Regions from separate parts of the Homo sapiens genome. Here region 2 is linked to region 1. A link is an interaction called in ENCODE POLR2A ChIA-PET data of the cell type or tissue named here. Cell type or tissue: PC-3. All regions are shown on one strand. Each heading gives the region's core, and the rest is flanking DNA. Links, peaks and the distances in the headings are about the cores only.

The links. Peaks named below come from ENCODE experiments on the same cell type or tissue, not always from the same donor. Only the 100,000 strongest peaks of a DNase experiment are listed, where the experiment ranks them.
Region 2: POLR2A ChIA-PET joins it to region 1 with 5 read pairs; 3 of 35 experiments call an interaction of 5 or more read pairs at or near these places.

Annotation. Positions count from the first base shown.
Region 1 is chr13:73,410,803-73,415,209 of GRCh38, forward strand. No RefSeq gene overlaps it. Among named protein-coding and RNA genes, the nearest start is that of LINC00392, 150 kb to the right of the region's middle. In PC-3, for the core only: no CTCF peak of the experiment used is centred there; a DNase peak (open chromatin) is centred at 2,299; H3K27ac peaks cover 3,022 bases.
Region 2 is chr13:73,304,870-73,309,276 of GRCh38, forward strand. No RefSeq gene overlaps it. Among named protein-coding and RNA genes, the nearest start is that of KLF5, 250 kb to the left of the region's middle. In PC-3, for the core only: no CTCF peak of the experiment used is centred there; no DNase peak of the experiment used is centred there; H3K27ac peaks cover 2,514 bases.

The DNA.
Region 1 (4,407 bases), core at 104-4,103:
CTTCACTTGGAATGATGGCCTCCATCCTTCCTCTTTTTTTATTGGCGACAACAGTCAACTGTGGCTCATTTGAGAGTAAAATTATCTCTTGTTCCCAAGTCATCAAAATAATCACATGCTCCCATAACTAACACCATCTTAGGCATCATCAACATCATCAACAATCTTTACTAAACACCTAGATGTGCATGATACTGTTAGGTTTGACCTATCAGAAGGAACTATTTCCGGATCCCTGAAACTTGCCTAGAGCTTTCTTTAACACTCAGAGAGTATGCTTGAAATAGAAAAATCGTTCACTTGGCTTTGTCAAGCAATCAGGCTTAGATCCCTGGAGTAGATATCCTTTTCCCTGACGTTGCTGCCATGTGTTGTAGGAGTAAAGCAAATACAAAAGATGGTAGAGGAGGCATCTCTCTACTGTTGACCAAAGGACCAGGAATTTCCCAGCTCTGCAGTAACTGAACTCTCTAAAGAAGAGCATGACTAATTCGTATGAATATTACCTTCTTTAGCTTTCATAGAAGCCTCTAAAGCATGACACTTAATTGTTTTTCTTATTAGTTCAAAAATAAAACATGTTGAAGATATTACCATGGCTACTCCTTTAATTAATAAAAAGGCTGTGTTGAGTTTAAAAACAACTAACTCTTTTCATATCCAAGTTACTTTTAGTAGCTATTATAAATTATTACCTTCCTTTACATCAGAAGTTTCTTATGACTAAAGGCCGAGCCAGCCCCCATGATGCTCTTTAACAATGACTCTTATGTTTCTTTTGGTAAACTCATAATGTTAATTACACTGTGCAACAGATGGAGCGCCTTCCATCAAGGACCTCAATGCACCTTAGAAACATCATGAGTCATCAAAGCCCTTCTGTAATGGAGGTAAATATCCATGGCCACAATTTTACAGTTAAAGAAGCACGAAGAAGGTAAGTGTCTTTGTTTTTTAAAGCCGAATACATTTTGGTAAAACAATTTATCATTTAAGAAGGCAGAGAAACTCGAAGAATATTTACTGAACAAAGAAATGAATGAAATGGTTCATCAGCAAGATTTGGTTCCCTCTCAATAAATACCTGAACGATATTAATTATTTTGATGAGCGATGGGTAAATAAATCAGAAGCTATCTACTGCCAGCTAATCAGTCTTTATAATGACTGGTGTGGAAAATGGCTACTTGACTACCATAGTGATAGAGCAAATCTAGATAATAAAAATGGCCACTTTTGTAACATGATACAGAAACACTGAAATTTTGAGCTAAAAGATTCTAAAGGTTGTCCAGTTAAGCACTTTAACATTTTAGATGAGAAAATTGAGATCCAGAAATGTTAATAGGTGGCCTGCATGAAATCATTTAGCTTTTGAAACCTTAATTTAATTTAATACTTCTTCCTGTTTCAGAAAGTATTTACTTGGCTCGGTCTCTCAGCTGGTTAGTGGCATTGATAACTAGAATCCAGGCTCCTGACCTTAAGTAATCCATCTTCCCGCCAAATTTCATTTAAAAAAAAACTTTTACAAATGATTGTCTTCCTACACCCTAAGTATCATAAAAAACATATAAAGTGAAATTTGTTAGGAGGTTACTTTTGTTACACTTTTCTTTAATTGATGGGGAATCTGATATTCAGGAAATTGAAGGGAATCACTCAGGGTCCCATGGCTGGTTACCAGCATACAGAGGCCTAGAATCCCTACTTCCCCTCTTTTCCACTACTTCAGAATCTGGAACTTTCATCTGTTAATCAAGATACCAATAACCAAAACCACCTATATAATTTCATTCTGATTTTTCTGCAATCTTTGTTTACTAAAAACAAATGAGAAATAAACAAGGTAATATTAGGGATTTTAAAAATGAAAAAGAAAGAAAGAAAATAGAGTCCAGGACATACCATTAGATCAGTAGTAATTGAAATTCCCGTCATTTATTTGATATCTTTCAAACCCGTGAATCCAGATAATGATTATAACTTATTCTAAGAACATTGAAGCATTATAAGATACCAAAGTGCTTACTGACTTTTCAGAGATTAAACTATTTCCATGAAGGTTTCAAGGCTGTACATTTTTTTTTATTTATGATGAAAACTGGCAATCACAGGCAAAATGTATAGTAATCCTCACTGAGCAAGAACATCTAAATAAAATAGCACATTGATTCTTTTTTTTTTTTTTTAAGCGAGAGACAGGATCTAACTATGTTGCCCAGGCTGGTCTTGAACTCTTATGCTTATGCAATCCTCCCACCTTGCTCTCCCAAATTGTTGGGATTACAGGTGTGAGCCACTGTGCCCAGCCTGCACATTGATTCTGAATCATCATTGATGACTAAGTGTTTCTAGCATTTTTATATATTTTGAGTTTGCATCATCCCATTCTACAATCACAATTCTTTAATTAAATGGAGATCACCCAATGACACAGAAGAATGCTTGAATTAGTTTTCAAGATAGTTTTTCCTCTAATTTTTACATAGCCTTTCCTCCTGTGGAAGTTAGCATGCAAATATACACTTTGGACCATCTAGTCTATTTTTTTTTAATTCTAAAGTGAAAGAGCCATGTCATACAAATATTACAATAGGATAACACTTTGCACTGATATGGCATTTTTAATTGAAGTTGGTAAGGACTATGGGCAATTCTTTGGAGAGCCCTGTGAATGAGTGAAACAGACTCCTCCTATTTCCGAGATGGAGAAGGTGAGGACTAGGGGTGGAGGTGAGGAGGAGAATTGTTAAAGACTTTCCTTGAACGCAGTTCTCAAGTTGTCAAGTGCTCCTTGTATGTCTTCAACTTCAATGGCAGACACAGTAGACCTAGGGAGGAAGTATTGGACTGTGATTCTGAAAATATCACCTCTAGACATATTTCCTATTGCTAATATTTATTCTGCTGCCTTTACATCTCGTTTCCTTGACACACGTAATCTTACCGTATGAAAATGATTCCCTGTTACTATATGTATTGGAAATCATTCGTAGAGCTTTGCATTACTCTGTTTATCTCTCTGTGTGTACTAGGGTCTTTGAAAGGTTGTACTGTGGAATTTGTACTGTGAGTTGAATATTAATAAGATAAGGAGAAGAAATAAGTTTTCCCCTTCCTTTATAACCCCACACTGGCCCTGTGAGCAGGAAAACCAGCTCACATGGGTAGGCCTAGACATCCCAGCTCTGCCCTCCGTATCCCGTTAATACCTCATGACAAATGGAGGGGCTGCTTTATGACAGTTTTGGATTTTCTAAGTAAAACATTCAAGAAGTCAGCATCCTCTGCTTTAGTTGAGTGCTTTATTTATTAGGGGAACTATGAAATTTTAGCCTGTTGCTCTCCTTTTTACCTTTTTTTTTTTTAAAGTATAGTTAAGGATTAGCAAAGACTTTTACCACAAGGAACAAAGCATTTCAAACTCCTTAAAGAGATAACACTAATATTCTACTTTATTTCTGTATTTGCACATACAAAAACTAATTTTTGTAGATATTTTTCCTCTTGCAGGCTCTTATCTTCCTCTCCTTGTCTAGGCCCTTAACCTCAGTGTAAAAGAGGCAAATGATCTATAGAAAAATATTTTAGGTGTATATATAAATGAAGCTTAGACTGAGAAAGTTAAGATGGGAAAGTTGACACTAAAGTTTCTTTTTATTTTTTCCTATAGCTGATTGATAGGTAAACTCAGAGGCCATTTTTTAATCAGTGGTTATTGTACTTTACATTCTTACATCTATTACACCATCTGAGAATACCCAAGTGTTTAATGGCAATTGGAATGGAATCTTCATAACATCTTTTCAAATTAAATAGATGGCTTGCATTGTTAGTCTCATTCGTTAGAGAAAGAAAGGATATTAATTGTGAATTACGTGAACCAAAGAACATTGGTAGCCTAACTAGTAACTGAAGTCTAAGTTCAAGTTCTTGCTCTAAAAATTTGAATTCAGGTCAGTTCAACAAACTGGAAGGAGTCTCTACCATGCCATGCACAAGGCTGTAGTATAAGTCGGAAGGGAGAGTAAGGGTTAAATTAAGGTTAGTTTTCAGGCCACTGACTCCAGATTTTAAAATTATGACTGAAATTATATACTTTTCTGTATATTGTGTTCTGTAGTTGGAAAAAAAGTATAGAGAGTGATGAGGTGCCCAATAAATGCTCAGATAAGAGAATGGAGTCAATAATTGGTAACTAAGTTATTTCAAAGTAAGATGAGAGTCAAATTTATTTCTAAGCAGTGGGAATTTTGATATTTATTTACCAAAGCTTCTGAAAATTATTACAACTTCTAAAAGCCATTCTATCAATGATGTTAACTGAATCTTTATCATATGCAAAGCATCGTCCCAGGTGCTATGGGGATCCAGAAATAAGAATCCGAAGGGCAGCATTGAGCA
Region 2 (4,407 bases), core at 127-4,126, 110 kb before region 1:
GAACTAATAGAACATCTTATGAAGAAGAGGAGGAAATTATTGCCAAGCAACTTGAAGTTATTTTTTGTTCTTTAATATTAGTGCTACGCTAGTGTGCTTTCAATTCTGAACGGTATCTCCTTAACTCTCTTCCCTGTTCACCCATAACCCAAGGATAAAGCTACTAAGTAGCTCAATAAAAATATTCCTTAATTGGAGAACATATAATGAAAGAGTGATGTTAAAGTCCTTTCATCATAAAGAAGAAGGGAGGAGGAAATAACCTTTCTAGGAGAATGTTAAGTACATTTTCATAGACTTAGAATCAAGACAAAGCTTAAAGATTGAGTTGAATATTCCCCCAGTGGAATTCCCTCTTTCCAGTCCTGCTAGTTGCTCTGTTTGTTCCAAAAGCTGCAAGTGCTTCAAGTGACTTCTGGCTGACTACTTTTGGGATTCCCAGCCCATGAAGGCTTAGTCGTTTTTTTTTTTTTTTTTTGGTTTAGTTTTTTTGTTTGTTTGTTTTGTTTTGTTTTGTTTTGAGTTGCAAGTGACAGAATGTTGATTCAGTGTAGCTTAAACAAAAATAGGAATCTATTGCTTTATGTAAGTGGGTAGACATAGCTGAACCCAGGAATTTAGATTGTCATTAAGCATCTTGTCTTTATTTTTCTCTGAGTGGGTTCAATCTTAGGCATCCTCTTCTCATGTTGTGGTAATGTTAGCTACCAGGAGATATAGGTTTGTATCATCTCTTCAAATGGGATTGTAGTGAAAAGTCTAAGCCTCTTTCTTAAAAGAACTTGGGGGAAAAAATCCCAGGGAAAGCTCTGATTGACTCAGCTTGGGGCACATGTTCACTCCTTTACCAGGAGGATGGGTAACTCTAGCTGGCCTGATGGGTTTGGTCAGTCCCACTTAAACTGTATGAACTTATAATGGGGCAGAGCAGCTTTCCAAGGGTTTTTTTGGTATCTAAACATGTATACATTTACTACGTATTTCTTATTTATTAATTTATTTTTTTGAGACCGTGTATCATTCTGTTGCTCAAGCTGGATTGCAATGGTGTGATCTCGGCTCACTGCAGCCTCTGCCTCCTGGGTTCAAGCAATTCTCCTGCCTCAGCCTCCCAAGTAGTGGGGACTACAGGTGCCTGCCACCATGCCTGGCTCATTTTTTTGTATTTTTAGTAGAGACGGGGTTTCATCATGTTGACTAGGCTGCTCTCAAACTCCTGGAGTCAAGTGATCCGCCTGCCTTGGCCTCCCAAAGTGCTGGGATTTATAGGCATGAGCCACTGTGCCTGGCTGTTTACCCTCTAACTGTAATCCCCAAAATGGAACTCTTCATCTCTCCTTCTTAAATCAGTTTTATTCCCTTCTCAGGGAATGGTTATGCCATCTATCTACCTAGCTTACCAGCACACTTGAAAACATGCTAGATTCTCATTTTCTTAACTTCCATAATCTATCACCAAATTTTTTCAATTTGACTTTAATATTTCTCAAATCCATCTACTTCCAACCAATCTGGTTGTACAATCTTCTTTTTATTTTTAATTTAAAAAATAGAGACAGGATCTTGCTATGTTGCCCAAGCTGGTCTCAAACTCCTGGGCTCAAGTGATCTTCCTGCTGCTTCAATAGCTATTTATTACCCTCAAGATCAAGTGCAAAACTGTTTGCATATCTGAAAAGGTCCTTCATGATTTTACCACTGTATGTACCTAGTGACATAGAATAAAAATTTATTTTACTTGTCAGTTTTGCTTGGTGGTAATTTAAAACTTTATTTTTATAATAATGGATTTGTATGAAGTAGAGTGAAAAATCTGAATAATTTTAAGGTAAAATAATTAGAGTAGATATGTGGCACCTACTGAGATCTAGCACTCTTCTCTTTCTGGGCACATGGATAGATTACACTTCTTGGCCCCTAAACTTGCATGCCTAGTTCTGGCTAATGATTTGTGAGCAGATTATTTAATTGCTGGTGTGAGGCTTTCCAGAGCTCACTTCTTTTTGCCAAAGTGACTTGCAATATTTCAGATAGTGGATTCTCCATCAGGTTGGATATTGGAGTGTGGGTGACATAAAACAGATTCCCCAGTCATCTTGTAATGAACATGAAGTGGGAGTGAGCAGAGTTTTTCTATTTTATGCAAATATTGGGGATGTTTCTTATTGCAGCATAACCTACGCTATCCTGCCTCTGGAAAGTAGATCTATCCCCTCCAATTCCATGGAGATAATCCCCTCCAATTCAGTGGAGGTAATTCCCTCTACTCTGTTGTTAGGAGTAGAAGTGCAGTTTGGGAAGCACTGCTTTGTAGCATCCAGCTTTGTGCAATATGTATATTAGTTGCTCAAGTACTGTTTCTGGAAGAGAATTCATTCTATGTTGAATGATTTAAATGTGGTCTTTTTTGAAGCTAGGAAGATTTTTTTGTCTTTTCTGTAAAATGCTCATAGAGAATTAATTATTAAAGTGTTCTATAACCCATTTCATCTCTATTTTTTCCTTCACAAAAGTAAAATACTGTTTTTTGGAAACATATCATAATTCTAACAAATTCTAATACTATTTAGAAGTAATACACCACATCCGTTTTCCAAGTTTATATTATAAATACCTAAGGAATTTTTATCACATTTAAATGTGTTTCCTTTCCTATGATAGAAATGGGATGTTGCCAACTCTATGAGAAGCACAAAGATGGCTTCCAGCAGATGTGTGTATTACACATATATTACAGTGTCTGTGTTTAAAGTTAATCTTTTCCTGAACAGGTTTAAGAGATCTAAGTGAGTGCTTGTAAATTTGAGTCAGTGTTGGAGAGCAGTAAAAAAATAAGCAAGGAATGAGCAGATTTCAACAAGTGGTTTTATTGCTGTAAAACTACTCTATGCCCACCCCACCCTAAACGTCATTGCAATAGGCAACTGTAGGACTCATAAAGAACTGAAAACACTTAGATTGTACTACAGCAAACTTTGTGATTGACAATGCTGAGACAGGCTATAAAATTCCCCAGTGCTGGTCAAATTCTCTTTCTATTTTAGTAAAGTTTCTCTGCTTAGGTTTGCATATATTTATCCTGAGAGTTGAATCTCCTTTACTGATTTTGGTTGCTACTTATTGTTTCATCCATTCGTGGAACACAAGTTCAATTTTTTTCAAGGCAAGTCTTTCCGTATCTCAAAGTATGGTGACAAGAATTCTATTCTGGGAAGCATAAATTCTGTTAAGATATTAGTAGATTTATTTTCCATATTGTTTAAATAGTCACATTTTTATAAATGCTTCTTGAAAGAGTGGTGCAGTGATAAAGATAAGTTCGTACTGAGAAATGTCATGTTTAACTTTCAAATTTGACCTTTATGTACAACTTCAATTACAGGTATCTTTATTTTTGAATACTAATATTTGATTCATTTTATGACTAGACATTTGATTCAGGAGCAAAACACTCTTTTTTATTTATTTGTAGTATAATTCAATGAATTCAACTGCTTCTTTCTCCAAAAAGTTTTCTCTACTTCATTATATCCATATACTACTAATTGATCAGGTCAATTTTTATGCATGTGCTCTCCATTTCTAGTTCTCCCTGTTTCCCGCCACATATATACACACCTAGTCCAAGTAATGGAAAAGGAAATGATTTAAACCTAATTGTATTGGTGGTAAATTATGTATGTACTATTAAGAGATTTTTATACTGGTGTTTCTTCAGGAAGCTTCCAGATTTTCTCAAATGCTTAAAGGCTCTATCTTTTTGTGGTATAGTAAGGCCTCTTTCATAATAAGCATAATCTCTTTCATCAAAATGGCCTCATAAAATTCCCTCAAGACCAGCACTATATGGTTTTCATCTCCTCCATTTCATAGACCCTAATACAGAAATTTCAAACATTTAAATAATTAAAAAAATTAAATCGATCAGAATATTTTACCTTTTTCTCATGAAGCTTGTTTAGGTGACAATAGTTTTAATATTTTAATGAATTAAAGCTTTAATTCGCTGGTTTTCAAGCTGAATTTCTATGATCATAAGTTCCATAAGAGCCATATTTTCATTGGTACTTGTCATCATTATTAAGAATTCAAGATGCTGCTCATAGTGCCTAGAATTTAGTCAAAGTATAGTTCTTCTTTTGCAGCAGAATGTGAGGGGATGGGAGTAGTTCACCCTGGGTGCAGGCAATAAGGGGTTGCAATGTCTGTAGAGAACTTAAACCAACTGAAAGCCAGTCTACTTTTCATTATGGACATGTACCAGCACTTCCAAACAATGTCAGTAATAAATAACTCCTCTCCATTGGGGTACACTACTCCAAAGCCTTCCCCTCATCCAGTGTGCTACACTGATGCTTCAGAACATAACTTTTCAAACAAAATTGCTTATTAGTTTGCAGCGGTTAA